Linked DNA regions of Homo sapiens: region 2 is linked to region 1. Evidence: chromatin contacts called from ENCODE Hi-C or POLR2A ChIA-PET data. All regions are on one chromosome and are shown on one strand. The core of a region is the stretch at or near the end of the contact, and the rest is flanking DNA. Distances in the headings are between cores, read along the strand shown. Region 1 has its middle 180 kb from the start of MIR5702. Region 2 overlaps RHBDD1 (rhomboid domain containing 1).

What was found. Hi-C counts contacts between places; a loop is a spot of excess contacts on that map. ChIA-PET counts read pairs that join two places held with the same protein, here RNA polymerase II (POLR2A). Pooled maps may share reads with other maps.
Region 2: a loop to region 1 is called in a map of IMR-90, with 6 times the contacts of the local background. The contact joins two enhancer-like sites. A Hi-C loop is called at or near these places in 1 of 168 maps with a recorded cell type or tissue (IMR-90) and 8 of 50 pooled maps. POLR2A ChIA-PET finds 5 or more read pairs at or near these places in 1 of 52 experiments (Panc1).

The regions. Positions count from the first base shown.
Region 1 is chr2:226,474,899-226,482,445 of GRCh38, forward strand. No RefSeq gene overlaps it. Among named protein-coding and RNA genes, the nearest start is that of MIR5702, 180 kb to the right of the region's middle. RefSeq lists an enhancer at 3,027-3,577 and a silencer at 3,215-3,509. Within about 2 kb of position 3,578, at least 15 of the 41 ENCODE cell types and tissues checked have a DNase peak (open chromatin) inside an H3K27ac peak, as active enhancers do.
Region 2 is chr2:226,982,522-226,990,068 of GRCh38, forward strand. The region is part of intron 8 of RHBDD1 (rhomboid domain containing 1); the gene reads left to right. It also overlaps a transcript of COL4A4 not described here. Among named protein-coding and RNA genes, the nearest start is that of RHBDD1, 150 kb to the left of the region's middle. Within about 2 kb of position 2,995, at least 5 of the 41 ENCODE cell types and tissues checked have a DNase peak (open chromatin) inside an H3K27ac peak, as active enhancers do.

The DNA of each region.
Region 1 (7,547 bases), core at 2,328-4,827:
TCCATGGGCTGAGAGTGTTGCCAGCCCCTTCAGGGTTGTTGCAGCTGCAAAGAACTGCCTTGACCCAGGAGGTCACACTCCATCCTGGGGAGGCCCTCATCCAGTGATTGGTCAATGTGAAGGTATAAAAGCCCAATCATCTCAACCCAACTGGGGACCCCCCTGGAGAACCATTATAGTTCCACTGCTCCTCATGGGGTCAACCAAGGCTGTCACTGGGCCCAAACCCCAGTGCCCCTTATCTCTCTGCCCAATCCTTCTTCCTTCTCCTGCTTCCACATGTGTTAATCCAAGACTAGTCCTTCTAGTGAACATCCTTCTCACCAGACTCTGGCTCAAATTGCATCCTCGGGAACGCTATCTACAAGACTTTTGAAACCATGTGATGGGTTCATTTGGATCCTACTGATCCAGACACATTCCTCCCTTCCACTCTCTTGCCCTATTCTGCTGCATGTTTGTTTTCAAATATACCAAATTCCTGCAGTTCTCAGAATTATTGTGTTTGGTGGATCCAAAATAAGGTTTCAACCCTATGATGGCATCCAAACTTCTGTAGACTATGGTATAGAGACCACTCATAGATAACACATTTTTTCACTTTACATCCTTCTTAGAGGAATGGCTCTTAGGTGTACATTCTCTATAGCACCTGGCACAGAGCTTTGCTCACAAAAGATACTCAATAAATAAATAAAATGTGTGTGGATTAGGTTACTTGGCAGCAAATACTCTGTTGCAGGACCAAATCGCTGTCAACAAGGGCATGCTCAAAACAGCTCTTCTACTAGAACCAAAGCAAAACTCCAGAGACACGAGAGACAATTGACATATAAAATTTACAAATGTCTTCTATGGTTGAGATCAGAAATTCTTTCAAGGAAAACTAAAGCACAACCTCAGCAGTGACTCATACTCAAGGTATTTAAGGAAGTAGCAAGAAGTACATTGGGCTGTCTTTTCAACTCCAATTTATCACATCTCAGAATCTCCCCTTTACGAAAGATTTATTCTTGAACAATTCCATACTAAATCTTTCCTCTTCTCCTGTTGAATCTTTATGCAAGTAGAGTCAAAGACAAAGAATTCCTTTTTCCACCTATTCATAGAATATCCTTTCTAATCCCAAGGCCCCTTACTTAATGCCATTTTTCTATCCATTCAGGATCCCTATGAACAAACTCCTATGATTCCAGTTTGTGTGTAAGTACACATAGTTAATTATGATGGACTATACATTCCTGAAGCTAACTGTGGCCACTTTAAGAAGAACCTCCTTCCAAAAACAAACAAACAAACAAAAAAAACAAAAAAAAAAAAAAGAAGAAGAACCTCCTTCTTAAAAGGCCCTTGGAAAGTAAGTATAGTGATTTAAATAACTAGCTGGGTGTGGTGGTTCACACCTGTAATCCCAGCATTTTGGGAGGCTGAAGTGGGAGAATTGCTAGAGCCTAGGAGTTCAAGACCAGCCTGGGCAACATAGGGAGACCCCATCTCTACAATAAATGAAAAATTAGCCAGGTGCGGTGGCACGTGGCTGTGTTCCCCGCTACTCAGGCAGCTGAAGTGGAAGGATCACTAGAGCCCAGGAGTTTGAGACCAACCTGGGCAACATAGGGAGACACCATCTCTACGAAAAATAAATTAACCAGGTGTGGTGGCATGCACCTGTGCTCCCAGCTACTTGGAAGGCTAAGGTGGGAGGACGGCTTAAGCCTAGGAATTTGAGGCTGCAGTGAGCTGTGATTGCACCACTGCACTCCAGCCTGGGAAACAGAGCAAGACCCTGTCTCAATAAATAAATAAAATAATTAACTAAAAATTTCAGAAAAAATAAATAATCCATTTGCTCCCAAAAGATCTCCAAGAGAATACTACCATGACCATACAGGCAGGATAATTTATCCTTGATCATGAGTAATACATTTGTCTTTGCATTTTTGTATTGGTAGATAAACAGCTCATATTATGAAAAATCATTATGAAACAGCTCTTAAAGACATAAGGAAGAGGAACATGGATAAAAAAACAGGTAGTAGAAGTTGGTGGGAGAAAAGGGATAACAGATCACCCTTAAACAAGCCAGAAACTTAATTATCACCTTTAGTTAAATCCAAACACCCAGTCTCCTGTTTCAAGGAGACCAACTCACAGAATATTTTTCATGACTAACCTTATGTTTGCAACTGAAGATTAAAAACTAAATATTATTTGACAAGTTTTTATATGACGACATAAAGAGTGGCTAGTGCCCGCTGTTGACTCAGACATTTCTGCCAACCTCTTTTGCCTGCCAAAATATAGCTTCAATAAGCACACATAAATTTTATTTTTAATAAATAACCACAAAATAGTTTCATAAACATACTAAACTGTGGATAATTGTAGCTCACAATGAGTATGTGTTACAGTTTCGGTAAATAGAAGTTACACAGTCTGAAGCTGGCACACGCTAACCCCATCGTATGGATTGATGTCAAACCAGCTCACGCTGGAACACCCTGGTGATTTTCTTGGTAAGCGGCCTATGTGCTAACTACTTGGGCTCCTGCCTTCTTCCAGCAGTCCTCCTGTTAGTCTACGCAGACATTAGGTTTCAGAGTCCTGAGAATTTAAAAGGATAGCTGAGGTCTCTGCTTGGTGTCCCAAAGGGTCTTTGCGGTAAGAAAAGTTCCTTATGCCCTGACCAACATGTAGACACCTATAATACTTTAAAATGAATAAATAAAGGGCATTTGGGGAAATAAATACTGATGTGATGAGAAGGAACCAGTGAGAATAAACTGTTCTTTCTAACTAACTTTTCTTGGAATTTACATGTTCCTTTTACTCAAAAGATCCTTTTGGAAGAGTGTATTGCCTTTTCCTCTGTTGGCAGACATTTCTTTCTCTTTTTTTATTTTTTTATTCCTTGAAAAAAGCAGCTTATTGAAAGCTTAATGAGTTTTTCTTTTCTGTGTTAGAAATCAGGTTTATTTTTAAGCTTCTTTGACCACACATGTGCTTTGATGAACTTCCCTCCCATTCGTGGAAAAGAGCTCTAGGTTCCTAACACTTCCAGCTCCAATTCTCCACATTCTCCTTCACTTCACATCGACCCCTGGGAAACTTAGAGTGAGAAAAAGTCAAAGGGGGAATTTTTTTTTTTTTTTTGTAATGTACTGAGCTTCCTTTTGAAGACGAGGAAAGAGAGTTTTATCTTCAGTAAAAACAGGCCCTTTTGTGGAAAGGAGACGTGATGACTGATCAAACAGCATTCAGCATTCCAGGGATGCCAAGATATCGCTGGGTTAAATGGTGGAGATGACCCAAAGACCCTGCGCTGTTTGAAAATAAATAAAATTACTCCGGCAACATATTCCGCATTCCTGTTTGTACTCGGCAATCTACATGCTTTAGATTCTGCCTGTGGTTACCTTCACTCAGGTCTTAGCTCACAGTTGAATTTATTCAGTCAGAATTTACTGCAAACTTCCTTATGGGATGCATGAAACTGGGCCCTAGGATGGATGGGGCAGTGTGCATGGTAAGGAGGCAGGATAGAGCAAGAGGGTGGCCCTGACACCAGGAAGTGCTCAGCCTGAGGCCTTGGAATATTGCAGAGCCATGGATTAAGGGCCTCATGGGCACAGGGAGAGAGTGACTCACTCTGCTGGAGGTTGACCTCCATCAGGAGGAATGCCTCGTGGTGTTTTGTGACCTATGAAACATTGGCAGCCTGCAGTGCTGCCGCACAATTCTGTTATGTTTTTCAGCACTGCCAAGGGTAGATTTCTCATCTTAACCTCAGTCCTCCTCCAGTCTGCATCCTTTATAATCCTACACAACCCCCAGCAATGGTTCTCTAAGCACACCCTCCCTGACTCCAGTTAACCATTTTTTCTATCCTCACCCCAAATTAAATTCAACTCTCTTTGTGTATTTCTTGTTAAACAGCTATGTGTAGAAAGCTATGCAGGACACAGAGGTGCAAGATCTTGTGCATCAAAAAGCTTATCACCCAGTAGGAGAGTTAAACACGTAAAAATTTAAGTGGAAAAAAAATGTAATAGAACTGCAAGTGCTGTGAGCACTTAGACAAGGTAGTGACACACTTTGGTTCAGCGAGATTGTGAAGTTTTCACAAAGGTTCTGGCACATAAACTGAACCAAGATGCATGGACACGTTTCCTAGAGCTCCAAGGAACAGCATGAGCAAAAGACTAAAGTTATGTGGGTAGGCAGCCAAGGGTGTTTGAATTTGAGTGTGGCCAGGGCATAGGATAGTCAGAGAAACAGAAAAAGAGCTGAAAGGGTTGGTTCGGGCCAGATCAAATCCAAATCAAGGTAAGTAAAAGTTACTCTGTGAGTAATGGGGAAGAGTTGAAGTTTTCCTAGGAAAAAAATAACTTCCATTGCCCTGTGGTTAAGAATGCTAACCCTGGTCCTGGCTAACACGGTGAAACCCCGTCTCTACTAAAATTACAAAAAATTAGCCAGGCGTGGTGGCGGGTGCCTGTAGTCCCAGCTACCCGGGAGGCTGAGGCAGGAGGATGGCGTGAACCCGCGAGGCGGAGCTTGCAGTGAGCCGAGATCGTGCCTCTGCACTCCAGCCTGGGCAACAGAGCCAGACTCCGTCTCAAAAAAAAAAAAAAAAAAAAAAAAAAAAAAAAAAAAAAAAAAAAAAAAAGAATGCTAACGCTGGAAGCAGTGAGAAGGATTGATTAGACAGGATCAAGGCAGGAGCTGGAATGGACCCATGTAAAGGACCCAATAAGAGTGAGCATAGAAGACTTTTAGATAAGAAGCCCTGTAGAGGCTGAAATAAACGTTTTCCTAACATGGACAAGCAAGGCTCCACCGTCCTTCCACTTTTCCTTTTTTAGCAATCAAGCAAGCAACCAAAGACATCAGATGTTAATAAAATGAAATGGCTATAGACAGCACTGTACAGAACCAATAGAACCTTCCACAGTAATGGATACTAGGCACTTGATGTGGAATCACTCTGACTAAAGAACTGAATTTTTCATTTTGTTTAATTTTAATTACTTTTAGTTGGCATAGCCCTATGTGGCTAATCCTACTTTATGGGACCGTGTAGCTCTAAAGAATAAAATTATATTGACTGAACCAGAGATTCAAAGCATTTTGGAAAAATTTACATTATTCTTCTACCGGCCATCAGACTTCAGTGGTGTTGCTGGATTTAGAAGATGGTGTCTACCTATCAAAAGCCCCATGTTTACATATAAGAAGATGCAGTGCCTGTATTTAGCTCAGGCATGAAAAAACTTCAAAACATTTTCACTTTCAAAAGGGATCCCTTTGAGTTGTCCAGAAGGGCCATCTTATCTCCCTTCTACTCAGGATAGCCTATCAGTGGGCAGTAAGATCATGGAGGTCAGGAAGAGGGTGACTAGTTCTCTCTGACTTCAGAGAGGAGGACCTGTCCTCGACTATCTATTTTCCAATGAAAGTTTCCCAATAAGTCATTGCCCCATTATAACCTAAGCACAGCAGAATGGCCATGGTATGTCATTAAGTGTTTTTGTAAGTTGATTTGTGGTGTTAACTTTCTGGATCATAGAAATGGTTTTCCTCAGTATTTTTTCTTCTGTAGGTTTGGAGTCAAGAATTATAATCAGTTGCTAAGACTTTGAATTCTCCAGGTAGTTATTTCAAGAACATCCTTTTGCATGTTTCTTGGAAACTGATTCCTTGTTGTGTGAATTCAAATACATTATATGTGGTGGCTACTGGCCAGCTCTCAGGGCACCTGAACTTTTTGGCACTTCACTCCTTATATTCCATTATGGAATATGGTAAAATCTCTTATGCACTAAGTAAAACCAGGATTAGATAACTTTTTACTTGCTTATCTCTCCAACAAAATATATAAGAGGAGCACTGGAAGAAATTTAGCAATTAGAGACTATTAAAATAACATTTAATTTACACATTGATTATTTCTAGTAGAACAAGTGTTTTGAAGATGGCTACAATAATATGAATCTTTGATAACCTTTAAAACAGAACAGATTGCTCTGAAACCAGATGAAATAAATAGATCTTCCTAAAGCCAAAAGGAGAAATAATGCTTTTCAAACTGTGGGCCACAACCAGCTGGGTTATGAAATCAATTTGGTGGGTCAGACCAAATTTTAAAACTAGAACAGAATAGAAAATATCAGTGTACCTCACACATATTAAAGGTAGAAAATGCTGTATTATAAAACTATCAGTTGCGTTTGTGTCAGTGTGTTCTAAGTTGTGATGTAAAATAAGTATTTTTTACAGAGTGTTACTTTACCAAGAGCTTAAAAGTCACTGATTACCAAATGAGAGGACCTGAAGTTTCTTGCTGTTGTTCTAGGTAACAAATTGTTTGTTTTTTCATTGTTCTAGGTAACAAATACTTATCAAACATCTGTTCTATGCCTGATATTGAATTCAGTTATAAGGTGAATACATGGCTACTTCCTTCAAATAATGTATCATCTAACAACATATAGATACAAATAATTATAACACAATGAGCACTATAATAGACATGAAGAGGTAGATTAGAAACATGGCAGAGGGAGCCTCTACTTCTGCATGTGACAGAATGCAGAGAGGAGACATGACAAATACTTCACAGAGAGAGTGGCATTTGATGTCATCCTTGAAAAGTGACCTGGAGGAGCAAGAGAAAGGCATTCCAAGAAAACAGAACATTTTCTATAAAGGTTGAGATGTGACTTGTACTAGGCCTGGAGTCTGGAGTGGTACTCTAAATCTTACTGCACATTTTAGTCACTTAATATAGCCTTCAAACTTAGAGATATAGTGAAAATGGAGATAGTTTATTTTCATTATGTTTGAATTGTTAGTAATACGGTGGTGTTTGATTCAGATCTTAAAACCATCGCTTTTAAGAGCAAAGCTTTTCAAATGGAAGAGTTCCTCTCAAATGGGTCAAATGTTATGCTTCCTAGGGAAGAAAACAAAATTCATTTGCATTATAACAGGGTTTAGCAAGAAGTCATGTAAGGCTCAAACTCCTTTCTTTTGCTGGTTTGAACAAAACAAATATTTATTAGAAAACAAAATCATTGTACATTGTAATAGAATCAAGAAAATTAGGTCATGCTTTGTTATAACTGTTATTGGACATAGATCATTTAACTTAATTTCACACTTAAAAATTTAAATTACATGGTAGGGGTTGGGGGGGGTAGAAATTGAGGCCCAGAACATCAGGTATGTGTGTCATGAATAATCATAAAAGGCTTTAGAGCCAATTTAGGCAATATTGATAAGTATGAAAGTATAGAATTGAAAGTACTAATTCAAAATAAAACTTTTCATTAATTTTTTTCTTGGTATTATTTACACTGACTGTGACTATATTTGTTATTTATTTCAAATCATTCTGCTTTCTTTCCTTTTCCATGATTCCTCGTAGAAGAGCTTTTAGAATAGCGTTTCAACTCACAGGCTCTAAATGATATAGCAAGATCTAACAGAACTTTATATATTAAGCAAAGTAATAGCTAAAAAGAGATCAGCAATATATTATTGCA
Region 2 (7,547 bases), core at 1,745-4,244, 510 kb after region 1:
CATATCTCAGCCTGTTTCTAGCTACTGAATGTTCTTTAATGTGGCCAGAACCCCAGAGCCCAGGCAAAGCTTGTGAATTTCATAGACAAAACAAATAGACTGAATTGTGTTCCAAAGTATATGAGTTTGTAGCCCCCACTCACCTGTTCCTCACTATTTGTGTCTCGGGATTTGAGAGCTATTTAGTGGCTGAGGCCAGAAATTGAAATTTGCCCTAATGGTGTGTTAGCTTGTTCTTTCATTCATTCCTCAAGCATTTATGATGCACCCACTATGTACCAGGCACCAGGGATCCAGAGGTGAATTCCCTTGTTCCTAGGACTGGGTGAGTGACACTGGGCCAGTTTCTTCTACTCCAGTGTCATCACAAATAGAATTTTAACTAACGATTGTATTTGTTGTGTTTTTCAGGATAGCTGGGTTGCACTTTTATCTTTTAAAATCTACATCATCCAAGGTTGAGCATAGCATAACCTAGGAAACTACCAGTCTTTGACTCATAGTAAATGTCACCAGAAACCTACTTGTACTAAACCAAATGCCATGCTAGTGCAAATGGTCAAAGGCAAACATAACCACAGAACACACTATGGCATTCCTGTGATCAGAGTTTCTCAAAGTGGGGCATGTGGGCATCCAGCTCACTTGAGGTGCATGTTAAAAAATGCACATTTCTGGGTCCCCCAACAGACATTGATCTGGAATCTTCCATTAGAACCCTAGAATCTGCCTCTCACCAAGCTCCCCGACGTGGATTTGAGAATCACTGTTCTAAATCCAGCATCTAGTATTTAGCCCTTCGAAGCATGCTGTGTTTTCTGCGGGAATGTGGCACGGAAGTATTGGGTAGCTGTGGGACCTGGGGCCAGTTATGTGGTTCACTTTATTTGCTGCTAGTCAGTCAGGCCACCTAGCCTAGGGGCCAGCCACCTCAATCCATTTCTTTTCCCAGGCCCAACAGCCTTGTTTTACAAGACACATGGTTATCTGCAGTAGTTGTCCAGGGTGACCTAAACTTGACCACTCGGGGATGGTTGTTCTCAGCAGAAGTTGCCAACTTTTTGTCCCTTTTCAAAGTTCTTTTCCCACTGGCTTGTCTTTTTTTTTCCTTATTCCTTGAATGCTTGGGATGATGTTTACTTGTACTTTTTTTCACGTGCAAAGGTTAAGGAGTGTTTTAAGAAGATTGAGGTTTCTGAGGGAAATGTTGGCTAATTTCAAATGGTCTTTGATTTCAAAAGTCAATGAAAACATTCCCTTGATCCTTGGTTTGAAGGACTGGAAATTGGGCCATCTCTCTGGTTTGAAACTCAAGTGGAAGGGAGTGAGAAAAAAATAAAACAGGTCTAAATATTATCAAAAATGCTTCTTTATACCTTTAGCTGAACAGAAGATTTGAGAGCCTGGGCAAAACGCAATGGTGTGGGGGATCTTGTTATTTGTGAATGGAGGAACTGTCCCTGCTCGTATAGGAGGGTGAGCCATGCAGCTGGCATTGTGTCCCTTGGAGGGAGGGAGCTGCTGTCTCCGGCAATTATGAAGCCACCACTTAGGACAGAGTCCCAAGAAAGATGTGCTTTCTTCTCCACCAGAAAGCACATCTGTTCACCGCTCTGATCACTGGGGGTCTGCCCAGCAGCTGTGACAGCCAGCACCTGCTGAACTACCAGTTGCCAAGCTGCCAACTTCAAAGATGCTGTCTTAGTCAGTTTAGGCCACCTTAACAAAATACTACCATGGACCCGGTGGCTTAAACAACAGAAATTTATTTCTCACGGTTCTGGAGGCTAGAAGTTCCAGGTACTAATATGATCAGGTTATAGTGGGGTCCCTCTTCCTGGATTATAGATGGCTGCCTTCTCACTGTGACCTCACATTGGCAGAGAGTGCAAGCTCTGGCCTCTTCATTCCCTGATAAGTTTACCAATGCCATCACGGGGGCTCCACCCTCATGTCCTCATGTAAACCTAATTACCTCCCAAAGGCCCCACCTCCACATGCCATCACATTGAGGGTTTGGACTTCAACGTATGGATTTTGAGGGAACACAAATATTGAGTCCATGACAGCCTTCGTGACCTCTCTGAGCCTAGGCGGACCAGGCAGAACAGCAACAGCTAACGCCCTGGGGTCGTAGGCTAAGGAATTAGAAATATTCTCCTGAAAGGAACCACTGGTGCTGGAGACTTTTGCAGATTCCTAGAACTCATGGAATACTCAATTTATAAGCCCTGGTCTTGTACATTCACTCAGTGCTAGGCCAGAGAAACCCCCAAGTCAAACCAAGTTCTGAGTGTCCTTAGACAGCAGTGTGCACTCTGAACCAGGCATCAGGCACAGTCAGAATGAGAGCTAGATGGGCCTTTTATCTCACTTCCGCCCTTCTGATGCTCTCCTGGGGGTTGGGGTGGGGGAGGGGGAGGAGGGGCAGAAGCAAAGAGGAGGATTGGGGGCAAGTACAAGTGGGGGGTTTGAGTGAAAATGTGAGCCAGTAACCAGTACCACCTGATTAGGCCTAACATAGATCATTTTGAGTATTACTGCATCCAGGATTGATTGTCTTATTACCATAGATTATGTCTGTTTATCTCCTCTGATTTGGAGTTAGCATATTTAGGAGGCTCCGGATCATTCCTGCAAAGCACTCACTAACACGAGGCAGCATGCACAATAGCAGGAGGAAATTCAGGATTAGAACTGGTTAAACTATCTACATTCATATCCATATCTGTATCTATATCTCTCCCAGTGCCTTGTCAGTCTCCTCTGCTCTGGAAGAATTCTGATATGACATAGAAACTGCTAGATGCTGGCAAATAACTCCTGGGTTTCGGGCCATCTAGACAATAAACAACTCCATAATATTCAATGCAGCAGCCTCTGTAGCGCCCATCTGTTTCAAAATAACCCTAATTCTGCTTACGATGCGGAATGCTTTGTTGACTGGAATTTGTCCTAGTTTTCTTCAGCAGATTTAATGTCATAGGCCTCTGGTTCCACCTGCTGGCAGATATAAATACCAGAATGAAACTCGGGTGGATATGTTCAGTTGCAAGAAAAATCCGAGCTGTAGCTCAATGGTTCTCAAAGGCTGATGTACATCGGAGTCACCCGGGAGCTCATTAAAACTACAGCGGCCTGGGCTCTGTGGGAAGCCCACCCAATCAGCAACTATTTCTTAAACAGCCCTCCTGGTGATTCACACACCCACACCAACGTTAGCAGACCCCACTTCACCTGGAATGAGGGGTGCAGAACCCAGCAAGGTTAGGGATGATTCCAGACCACTATATCCTACTCATGCCCAAGAGTGACAAAGCCACCTTGAGATGCCCACTCCTACCTCTTCCAGTTTATCCAGGTAACTCTTAGTGGCAAAGGCCAAAGCTTTATTCCCTTGGAACTCATTTTAAAAAGAAAAAGTTCAAAGTGGAGAAAACTGATGAAAGCACTACTTATCTAAGTGGTCAAGGTTAATGTCACCAGTGATAAGTCATGTTGACAGCACGTTGATATGTGATGAGGGCATTTCACCTCTATGGTATTCTTCACCAAAACCCATAACCCCAGTCTAACCATGAGGACAAATAGCAGACAAACCAGACCGAATGAAATTCTTCACGATATCTGTCTGCTACCACTCAAGACTGTCAAGGTCATGGGGGTCAAGAAAGGACTCAGAAAGAGCCACAGACCAAAAGAGACTAAGGAGACTTGGTAACAAAATGTACTGTGGTCTCCAGGATTGGACCCCGAACAGAAAAAGGAAATTAGTGAAAAAAACTGGTGAGATCTAAATGTCTGGAATTTAGTTCAGAGGAATGTATCAATGTTGGTTTCTTAGTTTCGACAAATGTACTGTAAGATGTTAACATTTAGGGAATAGACTTGTCTGCAGTATCTTTGCAACTTTTACGTAAATTTAAAATTATTCCAAAATAAAAAGTTTATTAAAAAAATTTACAAGAAAAAAATAACCCCATCAAAAAGCAGGTAAAGGATATGAACAGATGCTTCTCAAAAGAAGACATTTATGTGGCCAAGAAGCATATGAAAAAAAGCTCATCATCACTGGTCATTAGAGAAATGCAAATCAAAACCACAATGAGATACCATCTCATGCCAGTTAGAATAGCGATCACTAAAAAGTCAGGAAACAACAGATGCTGGAGAGGATGTGGAAAATGGGAATGCTTGTACACTGTTGGTGGGAGTGTAAATTAGTTCAACCATTGTGGAAGATAGTGTGGCGATTCCTCAAGGATCTAGAACTGGAAATACCATTTGACTCAGCAATCCATTACTGGGTATATACCCAAAGGACTATAAATCATTCTGCTATAAAGACACATGCACGTGTGTGCTTATTGTAGCACTATTCATAATAGCAGACTTGGGGCCAACCCAAATGCCCATCAGTGATCGACTGGATAAAGAAAATGTGGCACATGTACACCATGGAATACTATGCAGCCATAAAAAAGAATGAGTTCATGTCCTTTGCAGGGACATGGATGAAGCTGGAAACCATCATTCTCAGCACAGTAACACAGGAACAGAAAACCAAACACCGCATGTTCTCGCTCATAAGTGGGAGTTGAACAATGAGAACACATGGACACAGAGAGGGGAACATCACAGACCAGGGCCTGTTGGGGGCTGGGGGCAAGGGGAGGCATAGCATTAGGACAAATACCCAATGCATCTGGGGCTTATAACGAGATGACAGGTTGATGGGTGCAGCAAACCACCATGGCACACATATACCTATGTAACAAACCTGCATGTTCTGCACACGTATCCCAGAACTTAAAGTATAAAAAAAAAAAATTGGGATGGGAGGACGGCACTGAAGAGAGACAAAATGTGTTGGAGGACATTGCCAAGGAGCATAGCATGGCTGCTTCTGTGCCCAGCTGCCAAAAGTCATGAGCAGCTAGCTGGTAGGACAGGCAACAGTCTCCAGAGAAGCTGCTCAGGCAGCTGGCCAATGAGGCAGGTTGCTGGTGTGACACATTTGCACTCTCCCATCTCTCCACCACCTGACGCCTGTGTCTCACTGGGAACAAAACAATCATGGACACTCGAACCTCTGTGTGGGAGTCAGAGGTCCAGGCCCCCCTCTGGGTACAGATGAGGGGCCTGAGGCCCAGGGAGGGAAGTGACCTGTGCCAGATCGTGGTGGACCCCAGATATGAACCCACATCTGGTTGAAGTGAATTCATTTGCCACAGCATTTCTCAGTGACTTGATATATTATCTGCAACAGAGTCATCTGGGTGCTCGTTAAAATGAAGTTCCTGGGCTCCAACCACCACTTACTGCATCAGAATCTGTGGTGAGGGGGTGGAGGGGATCCAATAATCTGCATTTTGAACAGGTTCTTCATTTCTGTGCACACTTCAGATTAAGGACCACTGCAGCAAACTGGGCAATGGTTGCTGTTTGATGGAAACTTCTGTGCATAGGGCCAGGGCTGCTAAAAAGCTGAGAATGGGAGAATCCAGCTGCCACCATTCTCTTAGGATGAAAGTCATAGCAGGTGGCAAGCAGCAGGGCCAGGACCCAGTGTGTTTCAGGAGGAGGCAATATTTTATTCTATTTTGAGCTCAGTGTATTATCATTTAAACACTCTTGCCCTCACTACTCTTTTCTTTTTAAAATAATGTAATTAAAACTTACCCAAAGACAGTCTCAAGATCAAGAAGCAAGAGGTTGGGAGTAGGACTCATATCAGGGCCCTGAGGAGGCCACTGTAAGTCTCTTCCCCTGTCCTTCCCTTCCACTGTGCCCCACCTGAACATCTGCAGGAAAACCAGGTCATAAAGAGACAATGGCAAGTCTCCTGGACCCCAAGATAAAGGTCAGAACAGACAAAGGACCCAGATGCCTGGGAAGCCTGAAGCAGGCCGCAGTTTGGACCTAAGGAATCCTTTGAGGCTGCAGGGTCCCTGTAGTGGAGTTGAGCAAAGACTCAGGCCTTGCGAGGTGGATAGCAGCTGCCCGCACTGTGCCAGGCTGGCCCTCTCTGCGGACTGGTGTGGAATCTGCATCAGAAACATCAGAAGAGGCCGGGGGCTCCAGCTGCCCCTCCGAGCAGACACATTGGCCCTGGAGCTTCTGAGAGGAAGGTAGGATTTTAATATTCCGAAGGGTTTTCATACTTTTTCTATCATTTTACAGACCTCATATACATAGATATAGATATATTAAGAGATAGAACGAGCATAGAGAATTATTCCTGTAAGAAGTTACAAACTGTTCTCTATTTTAGAAAATACTTGAGAGTTAACTACCAAGGCTGACTTTTGCAGCTAGACCTATCTATTGCCAAACCTTACTCCTTGTCAAAGGAGATCCTAATTCTAGATGCATCCAGTTATCCAAAATAAAGCCTTACTATTTGCAGTGAGCCTTATTTAAGGCAGAAGATGCATTGTTTCTGCTGTCTTTTAAACAGACCCTGTCTCCAAGTCGTAATTGAGGCAATAATACATTCTGGAGGTTTACACATGCTGATGTAGGGGCTGAGGAAGACAACTGGAACATCTCATGTCTGAAGGAGAATAGGCGGGGATCTAGGTTTGAGTTCCTGACTCAGCCACTGACCAGCTATTTGGCTTTGCCAAGTTGCTTAAAATCTTTAAGCCTCAATTCCTCACCTGTAAAATAGACAAAGAAATTCTACTTGGAGGGATAAGTAGGATAGAAACCACTTATAACAATGTGGATAAATCTCACAAGCATAATGTAAATTGAAGCCACTCACAAGGCATACATATTGTATGGATCCACTTATGGACAAAAATAGGGGAAAAATCTATAGTTAGAAATCAGGATCATGGGTACTGTTGGGTAACGGGGTATAGTAACTGGAAGGGGGCTTGTGGTGGCTTATAAGTGCAGGAAATATTGTGGTATTTTCAGAAATATCCTCATATCTTGATCTGGATATTGGTCTCACATGTCCAGTTTGTGAAAATGAATCAAGTTATACACTTCAAGGTGTAGGGGTAGGGGAGCAGTAAACAGAGTGAGCATGTAGCAATTGTCCCACAAATATTCTTTGTCTCTTTGACTTTTCTTTCTTTTTTTGGGAGGTGGGGGAATTCTAGAAGTCTGACCATATCTTGTCTATATTGCAGGAAACACTGACCTGACATAGTGGACCTGATGTTATAGCTTACTCGATTGTTAACTGGATTATGGCCTGTTGATTTTAAGTCATTTTTGTTCATTAAGGGTCTCCAAAATTAACCAACTGGAGGGGAGAGAAAAGTACAACAGGTAAAGTGGTAAACTAGGGGCTGAGTTGATCTCTATTTCACAATGCAGGGTGCTGACCACTGTAAATCACAGAGATCTCCATTTCAAGGCTTCTTGTTTTGAGATTCCAGATATTATTTCAGCATTAGGGAATCTCCACTGTTGCAGTCTTGATTGATTGAAGGATAGAAATGCGAATGTTTTCTCTCTAAAGTCACATCTAAATATTACCTTTCTCGTAAACCAAAACTGAAATTTCCATTTGTATGAAAGTTATACCA